Regions from separate parts of the Homo sapiens genome. Here region 1 is linked to region 2. Evidence: read pairs that join two places in POLR2A ChIA-PET (ENCODE). Cell type or tissue: K562. All regions are shown on one strand. Each heading gives the region's core, and the rest is flanking DNA. Links, peaks and the distances in the headings are about the cores only.

Evidence for each region. Peaks named below come from ENCODE experiments on the same cell type or tissue, not always from the same donor. Only the 100,000 strongest peaks of a DNase experiment are listed, where the experiment ranks them.
Region 1: POLR2A ChIA-PET joins it to region 2 with 6 read pairs; 2 of 35 experiments call an interaction of 5 or more read pairs at or near these places.

Annotation. Positions count from the first base shown.
Region 1 is chr15:82,528,900-82,534,276 of GRCh38, forward strand. It overlaps the pseudogene DNM1P38. Among named protein-coding and RNA genes, the nearest start is that of RPS17, 8.9 kb to the right of the region's middle. In K562, for the core only: a CTCF peak has its summit at 2,037 (motif pointing left); DNase peaks (open chromatin) are centred at 2,042 and 2,312; H3K4me3 peaks cover 239 bases.
Region 2 is chr15:83,092,404-83,097,780 of GRCh38, forward strand. It overlaps LOC124903543 (a long non-coding RNA gene), which reads right to left. Exons shown (of 2, transcript XR_007064743.1): 2 at 2,973-5,377. It also overlaps the pseudogene LOC124903588. Among named protein-coding and RNA genes, the nearest start is that of TM6SF1, 13 kb to the right of the region's middle. In K562, for the core only: no CTCF peak of the experiment used is centred there; no DNase peak of the experiment used is centred there.

The sequences.
Region 1 (5,377 bases), core at 317-5,316, 560 kb before region 2:
TAAGAAAAAGCTAAAAAGAATGGAAATCATGTGACAATAACTTAAGTCTTCCTTCAAAGTGCATGCAGTCTTTTGCAGTACCTCATTCAGCCAAGTATTTGTTCTCTTCCTCATTCAGTATAAGGCAGCTTTCAATTTGCTTAGAAGGCAACATTAGAAGGTTAGAGTTCATCAGAAACAGAATTTTAAAATATGAGTTCAACTGAATAAATGTGAATTTCTGTAGGAAGTAAAGAATCAAAATACCTATCTAAAGATGGCAATATATAATAATTATTTTTAAAGTATTTGATTAAACCAGATAGGTTTTCTCGAAATGAAAAAAATCAGTTCTAAAACCAAAGATGATTTTTTGAAAATGTGAAAATGTAAATCAGCCCTATCCATAATATAATTTCTCTAAAACTGTATCTGTCATTTTAAAATAATATAACTATTAAAAAATGTAACTGCTATCTTATTGTTTTGAAATAAGTTAAAACATTTTAAATATGAATACTGCAGTTTAAAAGAAAGAAACCAGGGGAAGGAAAAGTAGAGAAAGAAATGCCAATTCCAGTCCAAAGCTTTATTTGCCAAGTTTTCTTAGAATGACTTTTACCTATTTATGAATTCTTACAAACAGAATGTATAATGGAAATACTGACTTTTGCCTAAAGTGGCATTGTTGACTGCTGTGATGTTACTGTAATGTAATAAATTATTAAATTGTTGCAAAGTGCTGTTTTTGCCTTAAAATTTCGTGTGTCTTGAAAACTACAGTATTAAATACTATAGCATGCAAATAATGGGCATGCTTGGCATGAGATAATCTGTTTTTATTGTTACAAAATTGTAACTATGTAAGTGTGTTTATTAAAAGAACAAACAAAGTTATGGGATGAAAGAGTTACGGGATAAAAAATGTGGAAAAGTGTGTCAAAAAAAGTAGAAAAAATTGTATGAAAAGTTATTTAAAAAGTTATGGAAAAGAAGTTATGGGATTAAAAAAAGTCACGGGATATAAATAAAAATAAATAAAAGCAGGCCCCTTCCAGCATAAGCCTGGAGAAGTGGGTCTGGACTCTCCGCCCCCACCATGTCCCTACCACCCCTTCCCAGTCACCTCTTTACCTTTAGGGTAGCAAGACCCCTGTCTAATGGGGGGAGACAGACCCTTTGCCACCTTGACCAGGGCTGAGTCCTTAAATTTCTGGACGATGATGCTTGTTATTTAAGAGCCAGAGGCTGGTGGAGTTGGTTTGTTTGGAGTAGGCCTGATGGCCTCTCTACTCTTGCCAAAGCAACTTTTCCCTCAGGGGAGCTCCCATCTTCTTATTCAGAGAGGCAGCTGAGGCAGGACAGTGGGGCTAACAGTAGACCAGGCAAGGGCATGGGCTGCTGGGGTGACCCCCCCTTCCCCAGTGTATATATTGTATCTGCGTAACATTTTGTATATTCTGGGGAGTGGGGCTGCCCCTGTATCGTACCTAGTGGAGGTTGGAGCTGGCATATAGGGAGGAGGATCTAATAATTATTTGCATCTGGGAAACGTATTTATTGCTAGCATAGGACATAGGAAGGAGGCGGGGATGGGGTCGTGGCTCCCTTGGTGATGCGACTCCTGTTTATTTTGCTTTTCATTTTGGAATAAATGGATTTAGCCATACTGCTCAGCCTGGTGTGTTCCCGTTTCCTTCACTGGGTCCTGGAGTTTGTCCCACTGAATGAGGAGCCCCAGAGTGTCTGAGCATGTCCAGCTGGGCTGTTGGGGACCTTCCAGGCCTGTTACCTGTATGCTGCCTGGTGACACCTGGTGGATTTCATGGGGACTGCCATAGCACCTATGGAGCACAGTACGGCCCTGACAGCCAACAGGCTCAGAAGCCTGATCTAGCAGTGGCCGGGAAGTCAGATACCAGCACCCAAGGGCACTGACTTCCATCCACCCCAGGCATCTTCCCTTCCGTCCCCTTGCCTCCTTCTCCTGTCTGCACTGGGTGGCCTGTTCTGTCTGTCCCTCCAGAATGCCGGCTGCCCCTCAGTCTCCCTCCAGGCTGAGATCATGACCCTGACCCCTAGTGGCCGGAGCTGGCTTCACAGGATAAAAGCCAGCTAAGCTCCAGGGACTTTCCAGGAAAAGTGTCCCTTGGAAAGGATGTGGTCTTTTCACTTGCTCCCAACAGCACCTAAACATGGCTTGGCCTTTCCCCTCCCCTGAGCTCCACAGAGAACACAGCCAGCAGAGGACACATTCTCCGTCATCCGGAAATGGGTTTGATTCTCAGCCGAGGGACAGCAGGACTGGTAGAGACTGTCAGGCCACATGGCTGCCTGCACAGCACCCCCATGCTTGGTGGAGGGTGGGAGGGATGGCGGGGGCTGGCTGTCCACAGGCTGGGCATGACAGGGAGTCTCACTGGAGGTGGCACACTTTGGAGGGGCGATGTCAGGGGACAGCTTTCTCTTGCTGGACCACAAGACTCCAAAAGGACAGCACAGGGACTTATTCTTAGTGCTAGAGGCGAGGCGGTCGGCCATGTGTAACTGCATATATATATATAGCTATTTATAGAACAGGGCAGGGGCATACCACAGAGGGGGCACAAGTTTTCAGCAACGGTCACACCTGGATGTGTCAGCTCACCACTACAACAGACTAAGTCACAGATGAAGAGGGCTGGCTTTGGGGCTGGAGAGCCACTGTCAAGTCATAGTACACCTGCTCAGGCAGGCTTGGAAAGGGAAGTCTCCAAGTAGAGGAGGGATCTGTTTAGAGGTCAAAGTGGGGCCTGGGGCTCTCAGGACGGGATGGACTTGCCTGACCCGATCAGCTGGCAAGTGGAGAGAAAGCAGAGAGAAAACAGGAGAGAGAAAAGCAAGCGGATTGCTGGTGAGGCAAGTGCAGAGCATGGGAGTGACACAGCAGCTGTGGGAGGGCTGGGGACGGGAGGGCACAGGTGCGGGTGTGTAGTAAGGTTCCTGGAAAAGGGGCTGGAAGGGAAAGGGGAGGAGGATGGAGGGGGAAGCCGGAGCTTCACAGGTAGTGCCTGGGGGCTGCAGCGGCCCTCCCCACCCCACACACGCCTCTCCCATGGCATCCAGGCAGTGCACCCACAGTTCAGACCAATGCTCAGCCCCGTCAGGCTTCCCTTTTCTCTGGTCACCCTGTCTTCCAACCCACTGGCCCAGGGCCACCCCTCGCCTTGGGGAGCCCCAAGCAACAGCCACCAGGCCTGATAGGGAAGGAACACTGCTTGAACCAGGATGATGAAGCTAAAAGGGATGGATGGTTGGAGTGAGCACTGGAGGCCCCTTTGGGCCATCAGAAAGCCCAGAACCCTCTGAGAGGACCCTGGGGGAGGCAGGGAGGGCAGGCAGCCAGATGCCACTGGCCATAGACTTATAAGTCTAAGAGGGGAGCCTCAGCTTGTTGGGGGACTGCAGGTCACATAGGTGAGGCTGGGCCCTTCCTGCAGGGAAAAGCAGAAGAGGGAGAGTCTGTGGCAGGAGAGGCGGGCAGGCTCACTGGACAGAGCTCAGCTGGGCCAGCAGGCACTGTGGTCCCCTTGGTTGAATAGCATAGGTGACCTCTAGGAGCAACAGGCCAAGGTGCATGAGCCAACTGGCTGGCAGTAGTGCTTCAGCGGGGGCCAGGGACCCTGCCTTCGGTCACACACTAGCAGCTGTGATGGTATCTGGGAGGGAGAGATGGGGTCTGTGTGTCCCTGCCTGGCCTGTGAAGTGTGTTGTGGGATGACCGTGTGTATAGGACTCTCAGGCTTTTATCCTAGATCACCACTGGATTGCTGACAGATAGAGGAAGTGGGACCCTGACTATCACCCCTAATCTGGAGTGGATTTGGCTCTCGGCACTCCCAGGCTGGGAGCTGGATACCTGCCCTGCAGCATGACTCAGACTGCACGACAGGTACGGCGTGCCCAGGATGATGTTCCCAGGCCTCTGGCTGCCTCAGAATCCAGCCCAACACACACCCCCCTCCAAGCTCCCAGCCCCCACACCATAAACCACAAGCTCTCTGCCCTCTCTGATGGCTCCAGAGAGCACCCACATCTGCCAGCTTGGGCATGGAGCCCGTTCCAAGACTCCCCAGGCTCAGTCATGGAGGCTGGGGGACTTTGGGACCGTGGGGGCCGGCCCTGGTACCTGCGTCCAGCCAGGATGCTCTGCACCTGCAGCCAAGAGTCATCCACGGGCCCCCATGGGCATGCTGATGGTGATCATGTTGATGTCGCTGATGCTGCTGAGCACCTCTGTCAGCATATGGTGCATGCACAGCATCTCATCGCCCCGCTGTACCTGCTCTGCAGACTCCTCCATCAGCGTGTTCTGGTCCCCATGCGAGTACAGGTTGGATAGCAGCTCCAAGAAGATGAATTCCTTGGTCTGAGAGTGGGCAAAGAGGCAAGGAGGGTGCAACCTGATGCCTGTGCTGCCCTGGCTGCCCTGCCGGGCCCTGCTAGGACTGTGCGCTGGGCTTGGAGCCCCAAGTACGGCTTTTCAGGCGCAGCTTCTACACCACTTAAGACTCGAAGATCTGCCTCCCCACCGCCTTTTCTCACTCAGATGGGGACACTGAGGTCCAGAGGAAAAGTCACCTGTCCAAGGTTACAGATCTGGAAGGGGACCCAGGACCTATCATGCCACCAGGACACCTGTCTACTTGGTTTTTAAAAATTTTTTGGAGATAGGATCTCACTCTGTCGCCAGGCTGGAGTACAGTGGGTGAGATCACTGCTTATTGCAGCCTCAACCTCCTGGGCTCAAAGTGATCCTCCAACATCAGCCTGTTGAGTAGCTAGGACTACAGGCATGTGCCACCACCAAGTCCAGCATTTTTAAAATTTTTATGTACAGACCAGGTCTCACTATGTTGCCCAGGCTGGTCTCAAACTCCTGTGCTCAAGCGATCCTCCTGCCTTGGCCTCCCAAAGTGCTGGGATTACAGGGATGGGCCACTGTGCCCAGTCCCATGTTATATTTCTATGGGACAGCTCTGGTCTTGACCATGCCTCCCTCCCTGGACCTGGTCCCATAGGGCTGGTCGGCATCTCTCCCAGGCCAGCATGGCCACCTCCATCCCCAGTGCCACAGTCGCCCCCTGCCCCCATGGGGCAGTGCATGAACATTGTTGATCATGAGGTGCATGATGGTCCTGGGCAGGAGACCAACCATGAGGTCCCACACTGTCTTGTTGACAATGGCTGTATAGGAGTCTACCAGGTTCTGGGTGGTCTCCTTTAAGATCTATTTGCTTAGAATAGTGTTTACTAGAGGTGAGGAAGGGGGAGGAGGTAGCCAAAGGTTGGCTAACAGATTAACAGATATAAGAGTACATGGCTGAATGTGGTGGCTCACACACTAGTGTAATCCTAG
Region 2 (5,377 bases), core at 267-5,266:
CACCTCCCTCTTGCCCTTCTTTGGAGTGAATCATAAAACCCTCACTCCAGAAGTACCCTTCCTATGTGCAGAGGAAAGGGGCATTAGGAACATCCTAATCCTGAAGAGACACCAAGAAGAATCTGAACAAACAGGACTTGCTGAGTTCCCCTCAGTTTCTTTCCATTAGATCACATCCTCTTTGTCTAATCATACTTCCTCATGACTACCCACTGGCTGGGGCTGGTCCTGGACTGATAAGTACACACTTGATCTCAGCCAAAGAGCAGAGAAGCGACGGACTGACCAAGTATAAGGAGGCTCCAGACAACATGCAGACACCCAGCAGCTGGCCCTTTTGCTTTTACACATCATTGCCCCAGAGAAACTCCTGAGCATGTACACAAGGCAAGCAGTACAAGGATGTTCACTACAACATGGTTTGTAGTAGTGAAAAATTTAAACCTAGCACAAAAATGTGCAAGTTTCTTTGTTTCTTTTTTTTTTCTTTTTCTTTTTTTTTTATTTTTTTATTTTTTAAGACGGAGTCTTGCTCTGTCACCCAGGCTGGAGTGCAGTGGCGTGATCTTGGCTCACTGCAACCTCTGCCTCCCGGGTTCAAGCGATTCTCCTGCCTCAGCCTCTCAAGTGGCTGGGACTACAGGCCCACGCCACCATGCCCAGCTAATTTTTGTATTTTTAGTAGAGATGAGGTTTCACCATGTTGGCCCAGATGATCTCGATCTCCTGACCTCATGATCTGCCCGTCTCAGCCTCCCAAAGTTTTGGGATTACAGGCGTGAGCCATCGCACTCGGCCAAGTTTCCTTGTTTCTTTGGGTCTTCATTTGGAATATAAGCCTGTTTGCTTAGTTTTTTATTTCCTCTCACTACTTCTGCCTCAAATCCTCTGGTGAAAAAGTTTTTGTCTCTAAGACCTTCAAACATACTAGATAACCTAATAATTTCATCTTTCTTTAAGGCAGCCCTCCTGCCCTAAGCAGGACTGTTTGTCATCCAGGCTTGCTGTACAGCTGTCACCCCATCAATGCTAGGGGACCCCTCAGCCTCACTCCTGGGCTGCAGCTCCTGTTTCCTGAACCCCACGTCTTCCTCTGCATCGTGTACTGCCTGGTTTTGGTGGAGTAAAGACCCTTGGGAGGTAGATTTTTTTTGAAATCTTGCATCTCTGAAAATGCTTCTTTTTTTGCTCCTCTTACCTGATAGTTTAATTTTTCAAGTTCAAATCTCAAACTATCTTCATTAGATAATCTGAGAACACTTCCACTACAAAACACCTAAAAATGCTGGATACAGGCTGGGTGCGGTGGCTCACACCTATAATCCCAGCACTTTGGGAGGCCGAGGCAGGAGGATCACAAGGTCAGGAGATCGAGACCATCCTGGCTAACACGGTGAAACCCTGTCTCTACTGAAAATACAAAAAATTAGCCGGGCGTGGCAGCGTGTGCCTGTAGTCCCAGCTACTCAGGAGGCTGAGGCAGGAGGATGGCGTGAACCCAGGAGGCAGAGCTTGCAGTGAGCCGAGATTGCGCCACTGCACTCCAGCCTGGGTGACAGAGTGAGACTCTGTCTCAAAAAAAAAAAAAAAAAAAGCTGGATAAAATAGAACAAAATCATTTAAACACACATCCAAGCATCCAAGAAAATAGGTAAAAGCCCCAGAGGCTAGGAGAAAACTAAACTCTGGGACCTAGAGTCTATGAGCAACGTGGCACAGCTCTAGGGAGGTTGCCAGCTCAGTAACCTGGAAGCTTGGTTTTTGTTTACACCAAGTTAGAAGAGCAGGCTTTGAGTTTACTGGATGCAGAAAATGGATACTGACATCTCTGCAGAGAGCTGGGGCTTTTAAAGGTGATGTGGGGATAAAAGGGTGAACTAGCAAAAAAATGTCCCTGCACACAGGGAGACAAGAATGAAGACTATACGTCTTGGCCTGGACTCAAAGTAGGGTGAAAACTCTTGCTTGTTAATTTGTGGCCATTGTATACCATTGTTTGAGATTTGAGTTTCTGCTACCAGCACATTCTGGAAGCAATGACTCCCCTTACCCATCTGATTCTTCTGGCAACACATAGCACCTTTTGTGGATGTCTGGTTTAGGTTAAAAGGTGTTGTCTGTAGCTGTGGATTAGGAGAATGTTTCTCAGAGTGTAGGCTGCAGACTACTTGTATTGGAATCTCTGGGGAACTTGTTAAAGATTCAGATTCTTAGGCCTCACCCTAGAGCTAACAAATCAGAGTATCTGGGAGACTACATTTTTAACAAGCTTCCCAAGCAGTCCTTGGACACACTAAAACTTGAGGCCACTTGATTAAAGCCAAGCTGAGTGACTCTTAAAGGGCCTTTGCTTTCAGAGCTCAGCAGGTTAGTAAAGGAACCGGCTGGAGCTGGTCCTGGACTGATCAAGTACACACTTGATCTCAGCCAAATCACAGAGAAGCGATGGACCGACCAAGTATAAAGAGGCTCCAAATAACGTGCACACACCCAGCACCTGGCCATTTCACTTTTAGGCATTGGTGCCCTGGAGAAACTCCTGAGCATGTGCACAAGGCGAACAGTACAAGGATATTCACTACAACGTGGTTTAGAGTAGTGAAACAACTCAGTGGCCCATTAGTGAGGGGAATGAAAAATTGTGGTATAGTCAATACTCTAACAGTGAAAATGAGTGACCAAATGTATAAAAATCAGTGGATTTCAAAAACTTAAGTGAAAAAAACATGTAAGGATATTATTTACATAAACTTTAAATTTTTATAAAATAACTATATATTGTTTATAGGTAAAGTATATAAATATGGGTTGATCATGCCCCAATTTCAGGAGAGTGATTGCTTCTACAGATGGAGAGAGAGGACCAGGACTGCAGAGGGGATTTCAATTTTGTTTTTTTTTAAAAGAAGCATATTTTCTGCTCACCCCCTGCCCTCACCTCAATTTTTGTCAGTTACTGTTCTTACAGGGTAAACGTTTATAAAATTTACATTTTATTTTGTAACTCCAAGTAAGTTTTCTATGTTTTGCCTATAATTGTTTCAAAAATTAAAAACTTTTAAATAGCATTTCAGCTTTGTGACTATGTAAATATTATTAACTAAATAACCAATTGTTACAGCTCTTTTAGAATTTGTCTAGCAGGTTTTCTTTTTTTTGTTTGTTTGTTTTTTGTTTTTTTTTACTGGAAAACCCCCATTAAAAAAAGAACCAATTAATATGACTGGAGCCAGGGAATATTAATAAATGTAAATCCTCATGCCATTTGAAATGTTGGTCCAAGGAAATCCTTTTGGGCATCTGAAAATGATGAATCCTCTTAATCTCTTGCTGGCTTCTTTCACTTCTTTGGGGTTTCAATTTCTTGTATCCCATGTTGTCCTTTTTCTTGGACCCTCCTTTAATTTTTGCTGGAAAATATGTTTGAATAATTTTGTCATCCAAGGAATATGAACAGTAAATGTTCCAAGTTCTTGTATGTCTGAAAATGCCCTACGATTGCCTTTACAAATAACTGGTACTTCGGCAGGGTTTAGATTGTACCAAGCTTTTCTTCCTTGCTAACTATGAAGATGTTATGTTATTCATTGTTGTCCAGGATCCAATGTTGTTCATGTCAGGTGAAAGTTCTGTTTCTTTTTCTTTCTAGGAAATCCCCAAGATTTTAAGATTTCCCATTTATATTTGGAGTTGTGAAATTGTACCAAGATGTGTCTGGATTTTAATTCAATTTGACGTATCTTTACTGATGGCTCCAGGGTGCAAGGCACTGTTCAAGGTGCTGGGCTTCATTAGGGAACAAATCAAAGATTCCTGCCCTCCTGGAACTTACATTCTAGCAGGGGAGACAGGTCATAAATAATATGCATAATGCATAAGACAATTATGTAGTGTGCTAGTATTATATAGTGCTATCAAAAAAAGGAATAAATAGAGTAAGGAGAACTGAGAATGCTAGTGAGGGAGGTTTAATCTTATTTTTTTCTTTTTATTGAGGCAGGGTCTCACTGTGTTGCCCCAGGCTGGAGTGCAGTGGTGCAATCATAGTTCACTGCAGCCTCCACCTCCCAGATTTGAGTGATCCTCCCACCTCAGCCTTCTGAGTAACTGGGACTACAGGTGTGCGACATCACGCCTGGCTAATTTTTAAATTTTTTGTACAGATGGGGTCTCACCATATTGCCCAGGCTAGTCTTGAAATTCTGGGCTCAAGTGATCCTCCTGCCTTAGCCTCCCAAAGTGCTGGGATTATAGGCATGAGCCACCATGCCTAAGAGTTTAACCCTTTTACCTTAATTTTGTTCAGTGAACACTTTCAGTCTTAAAGACTCACATATTTCTTGAGCTTAAGAAAATGTTGTTCTGTGACTTCTTTGGGTATTCTCTCTCTTTCATTTTCTCTGTTCTTTCCTAATCAGACAGATGCTGGATCTCTGTGTCTGTCCTTGGCACTCTCTTATGTTTGCTGTCTCTTTGTTTTTCTTGCTCTACATTCTGAGATTCCTTGATTCCAGATCAACTGCTTGGTCTTTCGCTGCATCCAATTTATTATTTGGCGCACTTATTGAGTGTTCCCTATTGCAATCCCACTTTTAATTCCCAAGAATCTTTTCTTGTTCTTTGCTTGTTCCTTTCCCATAGCCACCTCTTCTCAGTTCTTGAATGCAGCATCTTCTCAAATTATTCTGAAGATAGTGACCACAATTTTTATAAAATCTTTCTTTCCTAAATTATCTCTGTTTCCTCCAAGGTCAATTTTTCTATTGGTCCAACTTGGATCTTCTCTTCCATGCTGTTGGTTTTCCTAATATATTTGCAATCTTTGGTTTTCTGTTTACGTTGATGAATAAAGGACTATGTTCATTAGTATGGTAGTTTCCATGAGTGTCTTTGCAGAGATGTGTAAGTCACTGTTAGGCCCCTTCCTTGGCTGACAGAATCATCTGAGGGTTCTTTGTAAGTAGGTGGGGCCTATCAAAAGATAGAAACCCTTTTAGGTTGTCTGAAGGAGAAGCAAACAGTCAGGTTAGAGACATTCACAGTAGTTCAAGTGGGCTTTACCCTCCACTGAGGGGTAGATCTCTTTAGTATTTCAAACTGGGGTCTACTTCATTCTCAAGCCCTATACCCCGCTTCAAACACTCCATGAGCCACCCTGGGCAACATAACAAGATCTCGTCTCTACAAAAAATTAGCCAGGTGTGGTGGTGCAAGTCTGTAGTCCAAGACCCTGGAGGCTGAAGTGGGAGGATCACTTCAACTCAGAAATCTGAAGCTGCAGTGAGCTATGACTGCACAACTGTACTCCAGCCTGGGTGACAGAGCAAGACCCTGTCTCTAAAACAACAAAAAACACTCCTTAGGAAGTTTGCCCACT